Linked DNA regions of Homo sapiens: region 1 is linked to region 2. A link is a contact called in ENCODE POLR2A ChIA-PET data. All regions are on one chromosome and are shown on one strand. The core of a region is the stretch at or near the end of the contact, and the rest is flanking DNA. Distances in the headings are between cores, read along the strand shown. Region 1 holds the start of HECTD1 (HECT domain E3 ubiquitin protein ligase 1). Region 2 holds the start of PARP2 (poly(ADP-ribose) polymerase 2).

Evidence for each region. ChIA-PET counts read pairs that join two places held with the same protein, here RNA polymerase II (POLR2A).
Region 1: POLR2A ChIA-PET joins it to region 2 with 11 read pairs in activated B cell. The contact joins the promoter of HECTD1 here to the promoter of PARP2 in region 2. POLR2A ChIA-PET finds 5 or more read pairs at or near these places in 2 of 52 experiments (GM10248 and activated B cell).

The regions. Positions count from the first base shown.
Region 1 is chr14:31,205,644-31,211,419 of GRCh38, reverse strand. HECTD1 (HECT domain E3 ubiquitin protein ligase 1) reads left to right here and starts at 3,627. Exons shown (of 43, transcript NM_015382.4): 1 at 3,627-4,404; 2 at 5,463-5,623. The coding sequence starts at 5,484. RefSeq lists enhancers at 2,686-3,197, 3,051-3,220, 3,198-3,709, 4,222-4,735 and silencers at 3,401-3,740, 4,041-4,250, 4,371-4,580.
Region 2 is chr14:20,340,249-20,345,915 of GRCh38, reverse strand. It overlaps PARP2 (poly(ADP-ribose) polymerase 2), which reads right to left and starts at 2,281. Exons shown (of 16, transcript NM_001042618.2): 1 at 2,229-2,281; 2 at 829-984; 3 at 452-522. The coding sequence starts at 2,274. It also overlaps RPPH1. RefSeq lists enhancers at 2,199-2,368, 3,299-3,398.

The sequences.
Region 1 (5,776 bases), core at 2,378-4,877, about 11 Mb before region 2:
TAGATTTGTATGATGAATATCTTCCTTTTTATTAATAGTCCTGTGAGTTGATCCCAGCGACTGTGTACACATCGAAGTTCCTTCGCCAATGTGGAGCCTCAGTCAAAAGGCAGCCTGTTGCTTCATTCTGCCAAGAGGGACCCTCTTCGTACCTCTGTGCCTGTCCATATGCTTTTCCTAATTATCTGGCCAGCTGTGACTCATTATCTGAGATTTAATTCACACTTCATTCCTGAAGCTTTCCAAGATGCCATCTCCTACCTCCTTAATGTTCCCAGCATGTACCTGACAATATCACCTAATAAGCGGTATGATAGAGGAGACTCAGAGGAGTGTGTTTACATCTACCTTTATTGAGGAAGAGGTCTGTGACTACTGAGCCTTACACTGAGCCTGGCACAGAGCAGTTCTCGATGGTCTATGATTCTTGGATTTTGGAAGCAATGGGAAATACCAACATGTAAACAGTTCCTGGTTTCTTGGGATAAGTATTCAAGTCTGGTCAGTTGCCTTTATCCGGATATTTTGTTGTCTTCATGACTTCATTTCTCTCCTTTAATGCTCTTGTTCTGGGATCTCATGCTTGAATTCTTTTTTTCTGTTTGAGTTTAAAATAATAACATGGGCCGGGCATGTGGCTCATTCCTATAATCCCAGCACTTCTGGCGGCCAAGGCTGGAGCATTGCTTGAGCCCAGGAGTTGGAGACCAGCCTGGGCAACATAGTTAGATCCTGTCTCTACAAAAAAATAAAAATAGCTGGGTGTAGTGGCATGGGCCTGTAGTCCCAGCTACTCCGGAGGCTGAGGCAGGAGAATCGCCTTGAGCCCACGAGTTGGAAGCTGCAGTCATTTAGGATCACACTGCTGCACTCCAGCCTGAGCCACAGAGCAAGACCCTGCCTCTAAATAAAAATCAAAATAAATATGATAATAACATCTTTAAAAAGTGCAATAAGTGTCACAGCATTCTTTTGATAAGGTTTCTTTAAAGCACACTAGACATTAATCTTGCGGGCAGGAAGTGGGTGGGTGGTACATGTAGAGATAGTGCAGGATAAAAAAATATATATCTTAAAAACTTGGTAAAGGTGGCCAGGCGCAGTGGCTCATGCCTGTAATCCCAGCACTTTGGGAGGCCAAGGCGGACGGATCACAAGGTCAGGAGATCGAGACCATCCTGGCTAACATGGTGAAACCCCATCTCCACTAAAAAATACAAAAAATTAGCCAGGCGTGGTGGTGGGTGCCAGTACCTGTAGTCCCAGCTACTCGGGAGGCTGAGGCAGCAGAATGGCATGAACCCGGGATGCAGAGCTTGCAGTGAGCCGAGATTATGCCACTGCACTCCAGCCTGGGCAACAGAACGAGACTCCGTCTCAAAAAAAAAAAAAAAAAAACAACAAAAAACTTGGTAAAGGTATAATCCCTTTTTCTAACTTTTCTATTTTTTGTTAATAGCATCACCATTTTCCTAGCTTCCAAGTCCTCTTTCTACGTTAAGGGTTTTTGTTTTTTGTTTTGGCAGGGTCTTGCTCTATTGCCCAGGCTGTAGTGCAGTGGCATGATCATGGCTCACTGCAGCTTCGACCTCGAGGGCTCAGGTGATCCTCCTGCCTTTGACTCCTGAGTAGCTGGGACTACAGGTGTGCACCACCACACCCAGCTAATTTTAAAAATTATTTGTAGAGACAGGGTCTCCCTATGTTGCCTAGGCTGGTCTCCTACTCCTGGGCTCAAGTGATCCCCCTGCCTCTGCCTCCCAAAGTGCTGGGATTACGGGTGTGAGCCATGGAGCCTGGACGGAAATTTTTAAGTTAATCATTTAAATTCTGATATATCTTCTTTCAAAAATTATTTTTAGATTTCTTCCCCATTCATATTGCCAATAACTAGACTTTTCTTTCCTCCATTATTGCAGCATTTCGACAACCTCCAGCTAGTCTCGTCTAGATAGATCCTTTTAGTCGTTCTAGACACTTTCCATAATTAGTCTTCTTAAGACTAGTTTTTCCAGTGTTGTAGTCCAGAACTTGCTACTTAGCTCAGCCTAATTTCTGCATTCCTCATTCAAGGCCTTCCCCACTTTAGCTCCAAATTTCTCTCTCTGTTGCTTACTGTTGGTTCTTTGCTGGGGGCACAGGTGACCTTTCCTATGTCTAGGAACATATCAGGCTTTATGTTCTTCCCTTTCCTTTCAGTGTCTACATTGTACCCATTCTTCAAGGTCCAGAGGGAATGCCACTTCCTTCTTGAAGTTTCCTGGCAGCTCCAATTCACACTCATGACATCTAAATAATTATCCTCATGTGTTGTACTTGGGACAAAATAGTTGAATCCTCTTTTTCCTCTTGTTTCGTTAACAGGATACCTAAACGGACCATTACCTGCGACAACGGGACATGCGCGGATAGCTATCTGAAGTACAAATTTGTCATTTCCAAAATACTGGTTCTTTTTCTAAAGAAGTAGTAAAAAAGAAAGAAAAAAAAGAACCAGTATTTTGGAAATGACAAATTTGCTTAGTCGCCCAGGCTGGAGTGAGGTGGCATTATCAAAGCTCACTGCAGCCTCAATTTCTTGGGCTCGAGGGATCATCCCATCTCAACCGCTCCAGTAGCTGGGACCATAGGTGTGCGTCACCGCATCTGGGTAATTATTTTTTAAATTTTAATTTTTTTGCAGAGACCAGGTCTATGTTGCTCAGGCTGGTCTCGAACTCCGGGCCTCAAGAGAGTAAAATCATAAAGTGCTGGGATTACAGGAAACGCAGCGGACCCAAATTCTGTTCTTTACTCATACCTAGCAGCTCCTCTGGTTGCCTGAGGGACCATGTCTCAAACACTATCATGTCGTATTAATTTTTCTTTTTGTTTAAAAGCTGAAAGTGAGAGTACAGTAGGACGTCTCCGGGCTCCAACTACGTCCTATAAGCATGCATCCTTTATTCTGAATGCGTGTGAAATAAAGTTTGAAAAGAATAACCACAGACATACTTGTGACCACAAGCCACAAGAAACGTAGTCAAAAGTGCACTCTCAGTGCTGCTGCCGACCGGGCACGGCGCTGGGCCTGCATTTGCGCTTTCCTGGAGCCTCAGTGTCTCATCTGTACAACGTTGATAATCGTCGGCAGCACCTCTTTCCCAGGGTTGCTCTGAAGGGTTTTCTTTGGGGTGAACCGCCAGGCGGTCGGCCTCCCAGGAGCGGGGGGAGACGCCTTCCTTACGCGACGCACTTCCGTGCGCGAGGAGGGAAGATCGTGGCTGAGTGCGGGTGGCCTGGGCGGAAGGCTCAGCGGGGACAGGTTGGGCCGCAGCTTTGCTGTGCTGTGCCGTGCGACGCCCTCCGCAGGAGCGCGCAAAGTGTTAGCCACGGCGCCAAGCAAGCTGGACGTGCGTGCATGAGCGCGCTCGGACTGACAGGGAAGCGAAAAGGGGGCCAGGGCGCACCATAGAAAAGCCGCGGCAGAAACGTACGACACAGCCCGAGGCGGCGGGGGCGAGAGCTCCGGGGCAGGGACGGCGACGCGGCGTACCCGGTTTGGCGCCCCTGCGCGGCGGTCGGCCGTCCCGCAGCGCCCCAGGTGGCCGCCGGCGGGGTCGCCGCCGGGGGAGTGGATTTGCTCCGCCTCCGCCGGGCTCGGCTGCCCTCGGCAGCTTCCCCGCCTGGCTCTCCCTCGACCCTCCTCCCCTCCCCCTCCCGGTTCGCGATGGACTGGGCCTCCCCGCCGCGCCGCCGCCGCCGTCGCCCGCAGCACCGCGCGGGCCTCTGAGTTGCAGGGCCTGAGGAGCCGCGTGCTGGGGACTGGACGTCCGCTGGCTGCTGCCGCACGCGAGAACCTCTCGCTTCCCTGTCACCAGGTCCTCGCGGAGGAAGGGGAGGGACGAGGCGCGGCTTTTCCTGTGCCGCCTGCCCGGTTCGACCTGCGCGGCCTGCGGCTTCTTGGGAACTCTAGGGCCGCGGCCGGGCCTGGCTCTGCCGGCGGCCTGTTGGGAGCTGGATCGGAGCGGTTTGGAACGACAAGCCCGAGTAAGAGCCTGCGGGAAGGGGAGGCGGGAGCGCCTCGGACCGTCGGAAGGGCCCTGCGTGGGGGCGCGGATCCCGGACGCCCGGCGAGTGGCGGAAAGCGAGACCCCGGCGCCGAGTGAGGTCGGCCAGGCTGCTGCCGACTTCCCCGCTGGCCCCTTTGTTCCCCTCCCGGGGCCCTGCCGGCGGCGGGGCCCGGTTGCCCGCGCCAGAGCCTCAGGCCGGCTCCTTTTGCCCTTGAGAAGGGTTCGCTGCCAGGCCTTCGAGTTCCGGGCGCAGCTCCCGGGAGAGCCGGCGCCCTGCCTGGCCCGGCGGCCTCCTCTCGGGCACGAAGGCTTGCTGCTGCTTCTCCAGAACTTCCCTTCCTCGTAGACACAGGTAGTTAACTTAGCGGGGTTTGGTGCTGGGGAACCACAGCGCGGGGGCCAGCGCCTCTCAGCGCCCGGCTCGGCCGGGCCCCGGGTGTGGGGTCAACCCCGCTGGTCGCCGCCGTTGGGTGCCCACCGCGCCCCGCCGCCGGCTTCCCACACTTGCGGCTGCGTTACGTGGGACCCAAAGCTGTCCTCCAGTCAGGGCGCTTACGGGGCGCTTTTGTAATGACTTACCTGTTGGGGTTGCTTCTCGGTTTTGTTTTTGTTTTTTTAACCAACTGCCCTATCTTGTGAAGCTGGGGAAAGAGGGCCCTAGGTTGGCCTACATTCGTTCGGATCCGTAACCTGCTGGTCCATTGCATTTACTTTTAGCCTTTCCTTTTTTAATTTTTTTATTTTTTTAACTTTTAAGAATAGTTGCCAAGACTGCCAAAATTCCTAACCAACTCTTTATTCATAGATAAATCTTGTATATAATTGTCGTTTGTATTTGGATATCTTTAAAATAGAAGTAAATTGAGAAGTCAGCAGAATATGTGAAATTGGAGGTAATTTTGAAGGAGAAACAATTTGGAGGGGGATTGGATCAAGGTGTTTAGAGTTTCCTCAAAATACTGAATCTAACCCTTATCTGAAGATCAGTTTTGGGTAGAGAAGGAGGGGGATGAAGTTTGCTGGAAAAAACAGAACCTTTAGTTAGGTGTTCTTTGCCTTTTGGCATAGACTTTAGTGATAGCAGTAGTGGGACCTGAAGCTTGACTGACTGTCTTTGACACAGACAGCTCTGGTTTCTAGTTAAGCAGCAACCTAATCAGCTTATATACTCTTGTGCAAAACTGGTTTTCATTTGGTATGATATCTGTACGTTAAACCTGGCGGATAAGGAAAGTTGAAAAACTGCATTAAGCACTCTTACGTCCAAACGTACTTAGGAGTCTTTTTTAATTGCTAGGAGGACACTATGAAAATTTGGTTCTAGCAGATGTAAAGGAAGAAAAATTTAAGCCCAAGCTGTTCAGTCCCGGAATTTAAAGGACTTTTCTCCCTTTACTTTTCAAATTTAAGCAAAGAGACTTTTAAAAAACCATGGCAGATGTGGACCCAGATACATTGCTGGAATGGCTACAGATGGGACAGGGAGATGAAAGGGACATGCAACTAATAGCCCTTGAACAGCTATGCATGCTGCTTTTGATGTCTGACAACGTGGATCGTTGTTTTGAAACGTAAGTACATTCCTTCATCATGTTCCTTTGGGTTACTGTAGTGACATCTGTTTTCAACCATTTGCTGACTTCAGTTTGTGTAGAAATTTCTCTAGTGAATTTTAACACGTATCTTTAAAAATATTCCTGAAGAGTTTTGTGTTTACACTTTTC
Region 2 (5,667 bases), core at 1,032-3,531:
TCTCTTTCTCTCTCTGTGACACCTTCTCCAATCTCTCTCTCTCCCTTTCTCTCTGTCTCTCTCTCTCTCCCCTGCTTTTGCCATGTGACGTGCCTATTCCCGCTTCACCTTCTGCCATGAGTAAAAGTTTCCTAAGGTCTCCTGAGGAGCAGATACTGCTATGCTTCCTGTACAGCCTCTAGGAACCTCTTTTCTTATAAAATACCTAGTCTCAGGTATTTCTTTACAGCAATGCAAGAATGGTCTAACACACCATGTTAAAAAACACCCTGATTATTAACCCCAAGCCCTACCACTCCTATCTCTTGCCATTAGAGAAAACTACTCACTCATCATATTTTGGAGAGGATTCCTAAAATGAGTACTAACAGCATCCCAGACAGGAGTCCTTATAACAAAGGATGCTCTCTGAGATATCCATGGACTGAAGATCGGTTCCAGAGTCTCTTACCTTCCCCACCTTGGCTGTACACTCTGGGTCCACAGGAGCTTTGCCCTTTAACAGCAAGGCCTTCACAGATTCTGAGGAAAGACAGATAGGTACTACTTTATGGGAATCAAAAACAGCTGTTGTGGTAAAACAGAAACTTGTCAGGATTAACTTTGCCCGCCCAACCAATCCTGGTCTTTCCTTAGACCCCAATCCATCTCAAATACATGAAAATGAAGATTCAAGGCAGTAGATTAGTGCTGTGGTATGCCCAAAGGATAGAGAAATTAATTATTCCCTGAAAGAAGGACGAAATAGGAGTTGAAATAACAAGATATCATCCCCAGATCCACTCCTACCAGAGACCCTTTTGCTGGCCCATGACCTTCCTGGCATACCATCTTGCTTGTCTTCTGTCCTGTCCTTATTAGCTTTTCCTCCAGCCACAGGCATCTTTTTCGACTCCTGTCTCTGGCATCTACGAGTTTTCTTGGCAGGGGAAGAGTCTTCTGGAGCCGTGTTGCCATTATTAACTCTTTTGCTTTCATTTAATGCTACAGAATTTGGAAATTAGCAAAGAATGAGTACACACCCGAATACGTGTAGATTTTAAAGATTGAAAAAAATCTTTTAAAGAAATGGTTTAAGATAATTTTCTCTCTTTTTTTGTTTTGAGGTGGAGTCTCACTCTCTCGCCCAGGCTGGACTGCAGTGGTGCGATCTTGGCTCACTGCAACCTCCGCCTCCTGGGTTCAAGTGATTCTCGTGCCTCAGCCTCCTGAGTAGCTGGGATTACAGGCGTGCACCACCATGCCCAGTTAATTTTTGTATTTTTAGTAGAGACAGGGTTTCACCATGTTGGCCAGGCTGGTCTCGAACTCGTGACCTCAAGTGATCTGCCCTCCTCGGCCTCCCAAGGGATTACAGGCGTGAGCCACCTCACCCCGCCGGTTTAAGATAATTTTCTAAGTTTACAGAGGCAATAACAACTGTCCCACACTACTTTTGTGTAACAGTCTGTGTAATTCTTCCTAAATTGCTATTCTAGCCAAATGAAATAAAACAAAATAAAAGGGAGTCCCAGGAGTCTTGTAAGCTCATAGATTGAGGCCTGCTTATCTGTTTTACTTGTGTCCCAATGTCCCCCAAATACCCACCTCATACATGAGGCCGTATGGGATAAAGGTTAGTTAAGTGCTCAAGGGTCTGTGCCTAATTTAGAGCCTAGCTCTGCTGCTTTTCTCTGTGGAAACTTGGAGAAGTATTTGATCTCTTCCTACTTCACTTACTCCAATATTAGAATATTGTACAATACTGTACTTCTAGAGAAGTACAATAGAACCTAATTTATAGGGTGCACCTATGCATTTAAGAACATTATACACATAATACCGTATCTCAATAGGTCTAAGACTCGCATTTTACTCTCTGGAACTGGGATGCATCTTACAATGGATGACATAAGCAGTGAATCACAGTTCACCATTTTCAGTGCTTATCCTTTGTTGTGTATAAAATAATGGTGTGCCTTACAATTACTTTTTGTAAATTGGATGACATTAGGTATTAACAACAGTACTGGCACATTAGTTGTTACAGCTCCGCAAGGCTTTATGCACAATTATGTAATCCCCAAAGCTCTGAAAACCGAAATTTACAAAATTTAGCACCCCAACTGGTTTGGTAGCCAAGTGCAGGTTATAGGGAGCTGGAAGGGGAAGGGGGTCACAGTAGGTGGCATCGTTCCTTTCTGACTGCCCGCCCCCCGCATGCCGTCCCGCGATATTGAGCTCCGAACCTCTCGCCCTGCCGCCGCCGGTGCTCCGTCGCCGCCGCGCCGCCATGGAATTCGAACGCTGACGTCATCAACCCGCTCCAAGGAATCGCGGGCCCAGTGTCACTAGGCGGGAACACCCAGCGCGCGTGCGCCCTGGCAGGAAGATGGCTGTGAGGGACAGGGGAGTGGCGCCCTGCAATATTTGCATGTCGCTATGTGTTCTGGGAAATCACCATAAACGTGAAATGTCTTTGGATTTGGGAATCTTATAAGTTCTGTATGAGACCACTTTTTCCCATAGGGCGGAGGGAAGCTCATCAGTGGGGCCACGAGCTGAGTGCGTCCTGTCACTCCACTCCCATGTCCCTTGGGAAGGTCTGAGACTAGGGCCAGAGGCGGCCCTAACAGGGCTCTCCCTGAGCTTCGGGGAGGTGAGTTCCCAGAGAACGGGGCTCCGCGCGAGGTCAGACTGGGCAGGAGATGCCGTGGACCCCGCCCTTCGGGGAGGGGCCCGGCGGATGCCTCCTTTGCCGGAGCTTGGAACAGACTCACGGCCAGCGAAGTGAGTTCAATGGCTGAGGTGAGGTACCCCGCAGGGGACCTCATAACCCAATTCAGACTACTCTCCTCCGCCCATTTTTGGAAAAAAAAAAAAAAAAAAAAAACAAAACGAAACCGGGCCGGGCGCGGTGGTTCACGCCTATAATCCCAGCACTTTGGGAGGCCGAGGCGGGCGGATCACAAGGTCAGGAGGTCGAGACCATCCAGGCTAACACGGTGAAACCCCCCCCCATCTCTACTAAAAAAAAAAAATACAAAAAATTAGCCATTAGCCGGGCGTGGTGGCGGGCGCCTATAATCCCAGCTACTTGGGAGGCTGAAGCAGAATGGCGTGAACCCGGGAGGCGGAGCTTGCAGTGAGCCGAGATCGCGCCACTGCATTCCAGCCTGGGCGACAGAGCGAGTCTCAAAAAAAAAAAAACCGAGTGGAATGTGAAAAGCTCCGTGAAACTGCAGAAACCCTTTGGGAACAGAGGGAACCATGGGGCAGGAAGCCCACGAAAATTCTAATTGGTCTTCTGGTTCTTGGTGACATCAGGTGAGGGGCGCCCAAATGTTTGGCTTCATGAGAATCACCGAGTATGGGGACTGCATACTTAAGCAAATTCCCCACCCCAGACCCTCCGATTCAATAAGCCTGTATTAACAAAATCACTGGGTAATCCTGGTTTTGGCACTAATATCATTTAGAAACATATTGTTAGGATAGCATAGTATCTGTTATAGAGCAACCTGAGCAAAATAGCGAAACCTCGTCTCTATTACAAAAAAAAAAAAAAAAAAAGTGAAAAATTAGCCAGGCGTGGTCGCGGGCGCCTGTAATCCCAGCTACTTGGGAGGCTGAGGCACGAGAGTCGCTTGAACCCGGGAGGCGGAGGTTGCAGTGAGCCGAGATCCCGCCACTGAACTCCAGCCTGGGTGACAGAGTGAGACTCCGTCTGAAAAAAACAAAGAAAAAAAAATTGATACATTTTAATTTTTGTTCATCAAAAGATGTAAAGTTTAGAAAGAAAAAACCCAAAATCTCATTATTTGCATGTAATTTGATTATGAATATTTTAAAAGCTAGAAGAAACTACAGGATAAAAATTTTACCTTAATACAAAGCCTAGCAAGACTGATAGAAAATAGCGTGTGAAAATAAATTCCATGCTTATAAAAGAGCTTCAAACAACTATAAATAAAATTTTTGGATAAGGTAGCATTTACAATAACACCAAAGCATATCAAGTAGTTGGAAATAAATCTAACAAAATGTAAGTGCTCAATAAATGTTGTTGGATAGGATTGCTTAACCTGTTTCAGCGGTACAAAGCCTGTTACATCTGACTTAATTATGACACAAATAAATTAGACTAGGTCTAAAAGGAAATACTTTGGAGATAGGAAAAATATAAGCCTTTATGAAATGAAAATTTATTAAAAATAGCTAATACTTAGTAGAACTTTCTTGTGTACTAGAGGCTGAGCTAATGCTTTACATGCATAACCTCATTTAATCTTCATAAGAATAATAGCCAGAATTTATTTAGTTCTTACTATGCTATGAGCTTTACATACATTATTTAATTCTCACAACAACCTCATGAGGCATATGTTATTATCTCCATTTATAGTTGAGGAAACTGAGCTTTAGAAAAATTTAATTTATTCAAGATCACACAGTGTATTGCTAGGGCTGCTATAACTACATACATTGTCGTAATTCTGGCGGCTAGAGGCCCAAGGTAAAGGTCTTGACATGGCTGATTTCTTCTAAGGCCTGCCTCCCTCTCTCCTTGGCTTGTAGATGGATGCTGTCTTTCCTCTCTGTGCATCTATGTCCTAATCTCCTTTATTTTATTTATTTATTTATTTTTTGAGACAGAGTCTTGCTCTGTTGCCCAGGCTGGAGTGCAGTGGCAAGATCTCGGCTCACTGCAACCTCCACCTCCCAGGTTCTTGAGCGATTCTCCTGCCTCAGTCCCCTGAGTAGCTGGGACTATAGGCGTGGGCTACCACACCTGGCTAATTTTTGTATTTTTATTAGAGACAGGGTTTCACCATGTTGGCCAGGCTGGTCTCAAACTCCTGACCTCAAGTGATCCACCCGCCTCAGCCTCCCAAAATGCTGGGATTATAGGCGTGAGCCACGGTGCCTGGCCCTTAATCTCCTTTTCTTATAAGGACATCAGTGATATTGGATTATTCCCAACCCGTATGACCTTATTTTATCTTAATTACCCCTTTACATGTCCTATCTCCAAATACAGGCAGATTCTGAGATAATGAGAGTTCTTCAAATACATACATTTTGAGGTGACACAATTCAGCTCATAATATACAGTTCCTAAAAGGCAGGGCCAGATCTGGGTGACTCCAAATTATGTTGTTATCTACTAGGCTAATGTATTCTGTTTCATGACAGTAGTTACCATCCCACACACATTTTTAAAAATGTATTTTTAAAGTTTTTATTGATTCTTTTTCTTTTTTAGTTATTATGGTGGTCAGAGTGAGAATTACTGAAAATATATTGTGAAGATATAACTTCTTTATAGTCAAATACAGAACAAGTGTAACTAAAATAGTACTGAAGCATGTCACCAATAACTGGAAGAAACCGGCTGGGTGCGGTGGCTCATGCCTGTAATCCCACCTCTTTGGGAGGCCAAGGCAGGCGGATCACCTGAGGTGAGGAGTTCGAGACCAGCCTGGCCAACATGGTGAAACCCCCTCTCTAGCACAAAATTAGCTGGGCATGGTGGTGGGTGCCTGTAATCCTAGCTACTCAGGAGGCTGAGGCAGGAGAAGCTTGAACTGGGGAGGCGGAGGTTGCAGTGAGCCAAGATCGCACCACTGCACTCCAGCCTAGGTGACGAGAGCGAGACTCTGTCTGAAAAACAAAAACAAAAAAAGC